Regions from separate parts of the Homo sapiens genome. Here region 1 is linked to region 2. The links are chromatin contacts, found by Hi-C or POLR2A ChIA-PET in ENCODE. All regions are on one chromosome and are shown on one strand. Each heading gives the region's core, a stretch centred on a gene start or an enhancer-like site at or near the end of the contact. The rest is flanking DNA. Distances are from core to core; before and after follow the strand shown.

The links. A loop is a pair of places that touch in the nucleus more often than their neighbours do. ChIA-PET counts read pairs that join two places held with the same protein, here RNA polymerase II (POLR2A). Pooled maps may share reads with other maps.
Region 1: a map of endothelial cell of umbilical vein shows a loop between it and region 2 (5-fold over the local background). The contact joins the promoter of LINC02336 here to the enhancer-like site in region 2. A Hi-C loop is called at or near these places in 2 of 168 maps with a recorded cell type or tissue (Caco-2 and endothelial cell of umbilical vein) and 2 of 50 pooled maps. POLR2A ChIA-PET finds 5 or more read pairs at or near these places in 1 of 52 experiments (PC-9).

What each region holds. Positions count from the first base shown.
Region 1 is chr13:89,547,700-89,553,123 of GRCh38, forward strand. LINC02336 (long intergenic non-protein coding RNA 2336) reads left to right here and starts at 3,086. Exons shown (of 7, transcript XR_931635.2): 1 at 3,086-3,273; 2 at 3,398-3,578; 3 at 3,860-4,017; 4 at 4,406-5,271. LINC00353 (long intergenic non-protein coding RNA 353) reads right to left here. Exons shown (of 4, transcript NR_046991.1): 3 at 3,502-3,591; 4 at 1,095-1,512. RefSeq lists an enhancer at 3,009-4,208 and a silencer at 3,316-3,610.
Region 2 is chr13:89,510,280-89,516,518 of GRCh38, forward strand. No RefSeq gene overlaps it. Among named protein-coding and RNA genes, the nearest start is that of LINC01040, 13 kb to the left of the region's middle. Within about 2 kb of position 4,517, at least 6 of the 41 ENCODE cell types and tissues checked have a DNase peak (open chromatin) inside an H3K27ac peak, as active enhancers do; they include PC-9 and endothelial cell of umbilical vein, where a contact is called at or near this core.

The DNA.
Region 1 (5,424 bases), core at 1,836-4,335, 36 kb after region 2:
GTGTCCTGCCTTAGTTAGTAGATATCCTGTGTACTCTCCACTAGAAACTTTCTTTTAACAAGGAGATGAGCTGTTTAGGTTCAGCAGAAAGTGCCATAATGGATGCCATGAGGATGAAGAAAAGAGCCTTCGTGTAAAGTTACACTATGTGCATTTGGTGTTTTTTTTTTAATCAAGTACAGAGAATTTCAGAACAGTATGCATCAACACAGTGATATGTATGATTTTATATGTGTTTAATTACTCTTGTCATAAATTCTGGGTTTTGTTTTTGTTTTCTGTTTTCTGAGATGGAGTCTCACTCTGTCGCCCAGGCTAGAGTGCAGTGGCATGATCTTAGCTCACTGCAACCTCTGCCTCCCAGGTTAAAGCAATTCTCCTGCCTCAGCCTCCCAAGTAGCTGGGACTACAGGCACGTGCCACCACACCTGGCTAAATTTTTTATTCTTATTTTTAGTAGAGACGGGGTTTCACCGTGTTAGCCAGCATGATCTCAATCTCCTGACCTCGTGATCCACCCGCCTCGGCAAATTCTGTATTTTTAATCATATAATATCTCATCCTGGAATGCCTGAGATTGTCGCTGGATTTAGTTTAACTCCCTTTCTTTCTGAGCCATATCATTCTGTTCCAAAGAATTCAACCCAAGTTCAATACTAGCATTCCGCAAGTAACCCAAAATGTGGAGTAAGATATGATATATTATATTATTTTATATTATGTATGTCATATCACATCACATTATGTCATGTCATATCATATTATTATTCTTTTCAATGTCATGATTTTAATACTGTCTTAAATAAGGATGCAGATTTAACTTGTTGCATATTTTTAGATCTCAACAGTTTTATACTGTAAGGTATTATGTCAGGTAATGAAGTGCCTGAGATTGCTGCTATAGGTGCTTTATATTGGAGTTACTACTTTCTGAATTTAAAAATGAGAGAACATTATGACTTCATTAGAAGAAAATAGCATTATTTCTTAATTATTTGATAGATTTTTCTTTATTTCCAGTTTTGTTCAATTATGTTTCAGTTAATCTCATTATACATAGAGATGTTTGTGTCCTTCGATTGCATTTAGACTTACAGAATTACAGTAATACAAGTTCTTAACATTCATAGAAAATATGCCAAGTTTTCTAAACCTTTTCTTATACATACACCCACATCTTTCTTATTTGAGTCTTTGTGCATAAACTACAATAACAGACTGTATGTTCACGTCTCTCCCTAGTTCAAAAGAAAACATCAGGCACAGAAGGCAGCATATGACTGAGTCCTTCTGGCTCTTACAGGCTTCAGATACACTTTTACAAGTGCCCTCCATAATAAATGTGAACTTCAAGCTTCATACAGGTATTGATTTAACCTCCAGAGACATATCAAAGTAAATATAATTTAACCATTGTCCAACATGTTATCCTCTTTTCCAAGCAGGTGTGTTTTTTGTTAATGTCAATGTTTTTGCAGAATTGCTTTTCAGAAAACAGTTTTTCTCTGTTCTCTGAAGCAAAGAAAAAATAAAAATTTTATAAATTTTTTAATCCAAAAAATGTCACTCCAATCAGTCAATGCCCAACTCTTATGTTCTTATATTCATGAACCAGCTGTCTTTATTTCATCAATTATAATTTATATCTGGCTTTGGTGATTGTTAATCCATGCTGTCATAATCAAGGCCACTGTAGACAGAGGAACTTATACTATCACTAAGAGCTTTGGGATTTTATTTTTTTTCTTTTATTTGTTATGAAATGACACATATAGGGCATTTTGATTCTACAAAAACATCTTGTAGATAAACGCTTATTGCTACTCAGACATTATCAGCATTTAACAGAAATGAATTCTTGACATAGTGCTTTGAAGTAATTAGCCAATTCAGTAATCTGCAGAAGCAGAAAATAAATGAGTACCTAAGGGTGAGTGGCCAACATTTGAGATACTAAGCATTTCTCTTTTGAAATGCACAATCTATATTTAATATGGGAAATAAACTAAAATTAATCACTGCCAATACAACTGTTAGGAAAGACAAGAACTCATTAAAAAGTAGAGAATTGTATCCTTGTATAAAACCTTCATGGTTAGTATAATTCCTATAGATAACCATAAAGACATACCGATGGGAGTAACCATTTTAAATAATTCTTATTAAACACTTCAAATATTAACCAATAAACACAAAATTACTATAGCATGCCTGATTGTTCTTACTCTTTTTGAAATGTGCAAAGAGAGAAAACAGGGTTTTCTCTGTGCTCATGATTATTGACATTCTTTTTGGAGTACACAAGAAGAGAACACGAATATGAAGAGGCAAGAGGGTTTAAGAAATAACCTAGTGCAAAAATGATTTAAACGTAAGTAAAGGAAAATTAGTCTGTTGGATCATGGGTAGTAAAGTTTCATCATATAAAGAAGACTCAGAGAGACTAGTGTCATGGCAACAAAGAAAAGCATTTCATAAGAGAATGTTATTATCAAAATTCTAAGTGATCGAAGCAAATAAAGAATGAAATGTGAACTTTGGATATAAACTTTGGAGATTAGCTGGGTTGTACATATAGCACTGAGAGCAGAAAAGAATTGGAATTTAGAGAGTCACATTTTTTTTTTCTATATGTCAGGCATGATCAAAAGAAGTGGGGCATTACCTAGAAAGGATTAAGAGTAAATGATAATATTTATTCTTGATGATGTTGCTGTTGTTGCCTGGGTTGTTAAATATGAAAGACACTTTGGCATAAGGCCTCTACATTGTAAGTTCTTTATAAATGTTATTGAATTGATGTTTACAACCTCACAGGCAGCTACAGGACAGGGCATTTTGAAATATTTCAATGGAGAAATGAGAAATGGTGAGAGGTGAAGCCAGCTGGACTTCCTGGGTCGAGTGGGGACTTCCAGACTTTTCTGTCTAGCTAGAGGATTGTAAATGCAGCAGTCAGCACTCTGTAAAAACACACCAATCAGTGCTCTGTGTCTAGCTAAAGGATTGTAAACTCAACAATCAGCACTCTGTAAAATGAACCAATCAGCACTCTGTGAAATGGACCAATCAGCACTCTGTAAAATGGACCAATCAGCAGGATGTGGGCAGGGCCAAATAAGGGAATAAAAGCTGGCCACCAGAGCCAGGAGTGGCAACCCACTCCGGTCCCCTTCCACGCTGTGGAAGCTTTGTTCTTTCACTCTTCACAGTACATTTTGCTCCCTCTTTGGATCTGTACTACCTTTATGAGCTGTAACACTCACTGTGAAGGTATGCAGCTTCACTCCTGAAGTCAGACCACGAACCCACCCAGGGGGGGAACAAACAACTTCAGACATGCCACCTTTAAGAGCTGTAACACTCACTGTGAAGGTCTGTGGTTTCATTCCTGAAGTCAGCAAGACCATGAACACACCCAAAGGAAGGAACTCTGGACACATCTGAACGTCTGAAGGAACAAACTCCAGACACACCATCTCTAAGAACTGTAACACTCACCACGAGGATCCACAGCTTCATTCTTGAAGTCAGCGAGACAAAGAACCCACCGGAAGGAACCAATTCTGGGCACAATGGTACAGAAAATTCCTAGAATAGCAAGAAAAGAATTCATTGAGATAACATCAAAAGTTGAGGGAAATGCAAGTAGTTTGAGAGGAATGTAATACATCTATCATGAGGGTTATAGATAGAATTCCAAGAGTAATACCATGTAAAATAAGGGGGTATATATCTGTCATAAGAGGTTTTAATTTTGGAAGAGATTTGTAGAACAAAATGAGGCAAAGTCCAGAGGAAACTTGTTTTCTTAATTTGTTTGGATGGAAGTGAATTAAATACTTTTTGTTTGTTTAAGGGGACGTACCCAGGAGAATAGGAAACTTACAAAATTGTTGGAAATGTGATTCTAGTGCCCATTATGTCACACTCTTGTGTTGTTTCTCTGAGAGTTGCACTAAGAAAGTTCAAATACCTGTTGGCTTCCATAGACTAAATTCGGGCTGATAACGAGAAGTAAGTTCGTGAACACATTCTACTTTCTATTTCGTTTTGTGCTAAGGTTTTTACAGAAAGCTTATGTGCTTCTACATATTTTAAAGGACATTTAGTAAATGAGATATAAAGAGATTGTTGTCTCAGTTCAGAGGGGTTGCCATGGAAAGAAGCATAGTTATTTTGCATTTGCAAAGGCAAGTTGCAGGAATTAATATGTATAGTTGGATAGTTGGATATGGGTAGAAATTTTGGCCTGACAAACTAATATGTCTTGCAGTTGAAGTAATTTTGTGACATTATTTCTAACTTTTACTTTTAAATTAAACTAATTTTGTGCTATAGAGAGGTTAGAAGGAGTGCTACAAGCAATATGATCATATATATGTATGAATTTTGCATTACACAGAGGTTCCTGACCAAGGGGAGTAAAGGAGATGGAATGAAGCTTGTGTGCTGTACTTCAAGTCATGCATCCAGTACCATTTTCCTGCACATAAAGCGCTATCTATTCATTAAGATTTCTAGTTGCAGAGCTGGATCCATCCATAAAAAGAACCATTTTTCTAATTTATAGAAAGATGTCTCATGGCCTAGAAACAGGCCTTGAGCAAGAGCAAGCCCTGCCTTTCTCATATAGAATATGTACTGTTTTCTTATATATAGCCTCTTTCTTTAAATTTGATAAGATAATTATTATGAATCAATTTTATTACTTTGTTAAATATTATATTGTGCTTAAATTATATAATACGATTTTTAAATGAATAAATTTTAAATATATTTTAATAGATAAAGTAATATGAAAGTATAAAGTATCAACAAAAGACAAAATAATAAGAGAAAAAGTTAAAAACTGAACTAGAACATTACTAGGAAGTATTAGGTATATGAATATATAAGAAGAAAAGAGTCAATGTTTACTACATTATTGATAGTCATGTTTACACGTTTTAAAAAATCAGATAAGTACACTGAAAATATATCCACTTTTTACCTCTCAATTAAAAAAATTAGATCTGTTAAAGGGAGTTTTAAAATGAATGAAATGACACATACAGACAAATGATGCAAAGTCTGTAACATTTCCCGGCAACAGTGAGCAAGAGGTGTCTAGAGATGAAATACACTTACTCTCTTCTATTTCTTCCCATATTATCAAAACTAGGCCCTTGGCACTTGAGATCCTCATGTTAGAGGTGCCCAGCAAAGAAGCCTTTATGCCCTATCTTTTCTTCTTGTGCATTTCCAAGTTGCATCTGTGCATTTAGAATGGTAAGGAATTGCTCTTAGGGGTGTGGTGGAGAGGAGCTAATTAAATATTTCCAGGATGTGTGAGGTGATCAGCCTCCTAGCCCAAGAACTTTCTAAAGCTAATACTTAGGCTAAAATACAATGCAAATTTAGTGCCTTATCATTTTTAAGATG
Region 2 (6,239 bases), core at 3,267-5,766:
TAGTAAAGGATAAGCTGGAAGGAAAGAGGACTTAAAGTATAAATAACTAAACATGTTTTATATTTTTTGAGCTCTAAAAAATAGTTTGATGTCAGGGTTTTAAATCAATAGCTAAAGGTAAACACTCTGTTTATGGAAAAGTCAATATATACAGACTTTGAATGAAGATCAGGTGAGAATGTAAAATAATGATAAAGACATATCTGCAGGGCAGTGTGGAGACAACTTGCCATCACTGTCATTTGTGAGAAAATGGGTTTAAACTGAACAGAACAACAAATTGTTTCAGGCAAGAAAATCAGGCCATAGTAAATGTATTAGTCCATTTTCAGATTGCTGATAAAGACATACTCGAGACTGGGCAATTTACAAAAGAAAGAGGTTTATTGGACTTAGAGTTCCACATGACTGGGGAGGCCTCACAGTCATGGTGGAAGGTAAGGAGGAGCAAGTCACATCTAACGTGGATGGCAGCAGGCAAAAAAGAGAGAGCTTGTGCAGAGAAACCCCTGTTTTTAAAACCATCATATTTCATGAGACCCATTCACTATCTTGAGAAGAGCACGGGAAAAACCCGACCACATAATTCAATCATCTCCCTCGGGGTCCCTCCCACAACACGTGGGAATTAGGGAGCTCCAAGATGAGATTTAGGTGGGGACACAGAGCCAAACCAAATCACTAAATGTGATGGGGAAACTGGGAAAAGATAAAGTAAAGAGGATTTTTATTAGTCCATTTTCATGCTGCTGATAAAGACATACCAGAGATAGCAGATGCTTGTCATTGCACCAAGACATACCCAAGAAGAAAGAGGTTTAATAGATTTAACAGTTTCATATGGCTGGGGAGGCCTCACAATCATGGCAAAGGCAAGGAGGAGAAAGTCAAGTCCTATATGGATGGCATTAGGCAAAGAGAGAGCTTGTGCAGGGCAACTCCCATTTTTAAACCATCAGATCTCATGAGACTTACTCACTATCACGAGAACAGCAGGGGAAAGACTCACCCCATGATTCAATTACCTCCCACCTGGCCCCTCCCACAACACATAGGAATTCAAAATGAGATTTGGCAATGAAAAAAAGCTCATCATCACTAGTCATTAGAGAAATGCAAATCAAAACCACAATGAGATACCATCTCATGCAAGTTAAAAAGTTAGGAAACAATAGATGCTGGAGAGGATGTGGAGAAATAAGAATGCTTTTACACTGTTAGTGGGAGTGTAAATTAGTTCAACCATTGTGGAAGACAGTGTGATGATTCCTCAAAGATCTAGAACCAGAAATACCATTTGACCCAGCAATGCCAGTACTGGGTATATACCCAAAGGATTATAAATCATCTACTATAAAGACACATGCACACGTATGTTTATGGCAGCACTGCTCACAAGAGCAAAGACTTGGAACCAACCCAAATGCCCATCAATGATAGACTGGATAAAGAAAATATGATACGTATACATCATGGAATACTATGCAGCCATAAAAAAGGAGGAGTTTATGTCCTTTGCAGGGACATGGGTGAAGCAGGAAACCATCATTCTCAGCAAACTAACACAGGAACAGAAAACCAAACACTGCATATTCTCACTCATAAGTGGCAGCTGAACAATTAGAACACATGGACACAGGAAGTGGAACATCACACACCAAGGCCTGTCACGGGGTGGGGAGATAGAGGAGGAGTAGCATTAGGAGAAATACCTAATGTAGATGACAGGTTGATGGGTGCAGCAAACCACCATGGCACATGTATACCTATGTAACAAACCTGCACGTTCTGCACGTGTATCCCAGAACTTAAAGTATAATAAAAATAAATTATAAATAAAATAACAACAGCAACAAGAAAAAACAAAATGAGATTTGGGTGGGGATACAGCCAAATCATATCAGGATTACTTTAGGTGTCTTTCATATTCTATGCTATAAACAGCAACGTTCTAAATGTCTTGTATATTTTTGCAAGGAGAAAACAATTTTTCCTCTTAATTAAGTGAAAAACATAGAGATATATTCCTGACAAAGAAGTAGTCTCTTTTGCAAGCAATCCAATGAATATGCAGCATGAGTTATGGAAAAGCTAATGGTAAAATAAAACTCTAACATACTGCTTTTAAGATTATTTATATTAAAACAAAAAAATTAAACCTCTGTTTCATATTAATTTTTAAAAATACTTCTCATAAAATTTAGGACATTGTAATTATCTGAAAGTGAATGTAATATTAATCATATTAAAATAAAAAAATAGAATAGTTCTTAAATTGTTAGATTATGAGAAAATGCCTATAAGAATAATTCATGAGGAAAGTAATATTATCTTTTTTTGTTATATGGTTTCATTAAGCATATTTTTCATAAGAATATTTTTTCAGAAATAAGTAATCCATGATACATTTTGTCATAGCAGTGCAATTTATATATCTCTAAGGCATTTCTAATTAACTACAATTTTCTTGCTATTTTCTATATAATTTGAAAACAAAATGACTTCAAAGTATTTTTTTAATTTTGAAATTTACATGATTCTTATTATTTACAATTTTACAGATACAACATTTAGTCTTAAGAATTTGAGGTACACTTTCCATCTATGTCATGTAAGCAATCTTACAATTTTGCATTTGACTAATTTGCATTTATTGCCCGTAATGTTCTATGGCTGCATCAGCATTCTTCACATTTATTGACTTATTAAATTGGCAACAAAAAATCCTGTGATATCTGTGATATAGACATAATATTTTAAAATGGACGTATCTAAAATCTATCTCAATTAAGTATTTATATCCAAAGATAAGGCATCCATTGAATAAATTCTCAAACTAAACAGGGATGCAAAACTTATATCCTAAATAGTGCATTTTCAGCTGAATCACTACTGCCTCCAAATAAAAATCAGTTAGTAGATTTGAAAGGATTTAGAGCGAAACAGAAAGCATGAGGGTTTTTAAGCCCAGGATGGCCAGGGTCTGAGGAGCTCTCTGAGGGCACAAGGCTGTCAGTATGTGAGGAGTCCCCATCAAGAACTGATCTGCCCTATTATTATTCTTGGAATTACAGATACATTAAAAATTATGAGAAGGGAAATATCGAAACAACAAAGGCTTCCTAAAGCTAATTAGAATTTGAAATTAAGGAAGTGCAATTAAGCATTAAGGGAATTCCCACCCCTCGGACTGCAACTTCCTAGCTCTGCTAGCTTTTCTGTTAGGAGTGAAGCTAGTTTTCAGTTGAAGCCAATTTGGTATTTCAAGACTGAAACCTTTCTGCAACACACAGTTTTCTAAGTATTATGCTAGGATGAGAAAAAAGTGTTTGTTTTCAGATAGCTTAAAGAATTGTAAGGAAGAGAAATATAAAAATAAGAAAGCATTGGGATGATGGGAATAGAGTAGAATTCAAAATGCAATTGAGAGTTCAGAGAGGAAAGCCCAATTCACCTGGGAAGTTACAAGGTTGTACAAAGCAGGTTAAACATCTGCTAAATGTTGAATCATGAGGAGAAAGCTTGCGGATGGATACAATGAAGGAAAATGGCTACAATAAAAGGTATGTTTTCAAGGTAAACAAAAAAATAAGTCAGCATCAGGTATTTTGAGAGACAATAAGAGGCCAATTATTATAAGATGGTAAATACTTTCCTAGGAGTTTATTACTCAATGGCAACTTATTGAAAAGTATTCAACAGTGGAATAATGAAATCAGGTTTATATTCAACTATGGCATGTAACTAATTTTCCCTTTGTAACTAATATGTATTGACTGACAAATAAATATATTCAAAGCATTATGAAACTCTATATTCAAGCAAAGAAAAAAGCACAAAAAAGAATATGACAAATGCTGATATAATGATCGTAAACCTTTTGGGAACTTTTGTGATTTAATTCATATCTAACATCTGCATAAATCTGCTACTTAGGTTTTATTAAAGCTTTTGACATTGCAAGAAATGCATTATCATTTTCGACCAGTGCTAGGTCATATTTGCGAAAGAATATATTTATTAAATCCAAATAGGAAAGGAGAAATGTGTTTATTTGCTTTTCATTTTTGTCTGATTTTGTTTCTCTGCCTCTAGAGCTCTGCCCTATATTCCAAATATTTTAAAATTGTTTCTTTTCTAATAGCTCATCTTTCTTTTTACATGAAAGAGACATATATTTTCTAGTATAAAATATACTGTAAAGTGCAAAGAAAATATTTAACATTCCTCCACTCTTATTTATCCAGCATAATTTAATCATTAGACTCCCTGTTCCACATTTTGAGTAACACAATGAGCAGGATACTCAAGATTCTTGCCAGAGTCAAATTACACTCTCATGCAGGAAACATAAAAAAAAAAAAAGACTCTAAATAAATATGGGGTATTTAAGTGCTGTGAGGGAAATGCTGTGACTCTGATACAGAATAACCAAAAGGATGGTCTTCCAGGAGGGATGATGTTTCATCTGAAACTTGCAGGATGCTAGGGGCCAGCCATGCCAGGTGGCAGTGGAAAAATGTTTGGCAGAGAGTGAATAATAAATGCAAAGGCTTTGAAATGTGAAGAATGTGGCATGTTTGTTCTAGGAACTGCCAAAGGTCATTGTGATTACAAAAGAGTGAATGAGTGTGGATGATCTAAGCAATGAAATCACTGAATTGGGTTAGATCCTGCAATTATTTATAGGTCATGGTAAAAATATATTAGTCAGGGTTCTTCAGAGAAACGGAACAAAAAGGATATCTACAGATATATATAAGAGGAGGCTTATTATAGTAACTGGCACACACGATTAAGAGGCCGAGAGTTCCACAATCATAATCTGCCTTCTGCCAGCTGGAGAACCAGAAAAGCCAGTGGTGTAATTCACTGGAACCCAAAGGCCTGAGAGAAGAGGCATGTTTCAGCTCAGGCAGAGGGTGGATTTGCTTCTCCTTCACTTTTTGTCCTATTTGGGCCTCAGTGGATTGGATAGTGCACTCACATTGGTGGAAATAATCCTCTTTGCTCTTTCCACCTATTCAAACGCTAATCTCTTCCAGAAATACCCTCACAGACACACACAGAAATAATGTATTACCATCCATATGGTTATCCCTTGGCCCAGTCAAGCTGACACCTAAAGGTAACCATTATGAAAAGGTTTTAATTTCTTTCTAAGTGTAATGAAAAACCGTTAATTTAAGCTGAAAAATCGCATAATTTCATTTTTAAATAAGATTTCTCTATCTGCTCAGTGGAGAGGGTGGAGAAGAAAGCGGAGAAGCTAGCCCAATGTATTCACCTAAACAAGAATGATTGTGACTTTTCTAAAATGGTTAAAACTGAAAGGTAGCGATTCCCCCAGAGCTATAATTTGGAGGTGACATGAACAAGATTTAAAGATTGATAGTGTGTATGAATTTAAGAGTGAATTCTTGGTCTGAATATATTGATTTTGTAGAGAGAATCTTCTTTTTCCTAAATTATATAAGCAATTTTATAAAATCTATGGAGTCTATTATTTTTTTCCTGGAAAGGACAACAACAACATGAGGAAAAGATATCACATCCACTTTAGTGAAATTATTACCACATAGCTTATCAAATATTTTATTATATAAAATATGTCATTGCCTTGGCATTTTAATAATACTTTCAAATCTAATGGTAATACTTTCAAATAAGATTAAATTCACAAGTATACAATTTTTAGACTAATACCAGTATTGGGATTCAATGATTTTTGGCCAAGGTGAGAAAAGATTTCCTTAAACCTCATACTGCTAATCAGGAAAAATAAATAAATAAAATAAGTTATTTAAGCATTTATTTAAATAACTAGAAAAAGTAGTAATGGTTTATTTTAATTATTTTAAATAATTAAATTATTTAAGTAAATTAAATGATTAAATTATTTAACTAAATTAAGTGATTGAATTATTTAATTTTAATAACTTTGTTAAAAAATTTTCAGGTTATTATCACATTTTAATCCCTTAAGGGAATTTCAGTCCACCTTAAATACGTCTCCATTTAAGATGTGTTTTGAAGTTACAGTTAATGTAAAATACTAAAATGCCTCCAGCATTCTTCTGTTATATTGCTTGGAATCCTTTCAATGGTCATGTCTTGTTTTCATTAATTTGTTAACAGATGATGGGGGGTATTTGGTATACTCACATCAAATCCTGTATTAATTAGACCAGGTGAGGTGGCTAACACCATAATCCCAGTACTTTGGGAAGCCAAGGCAG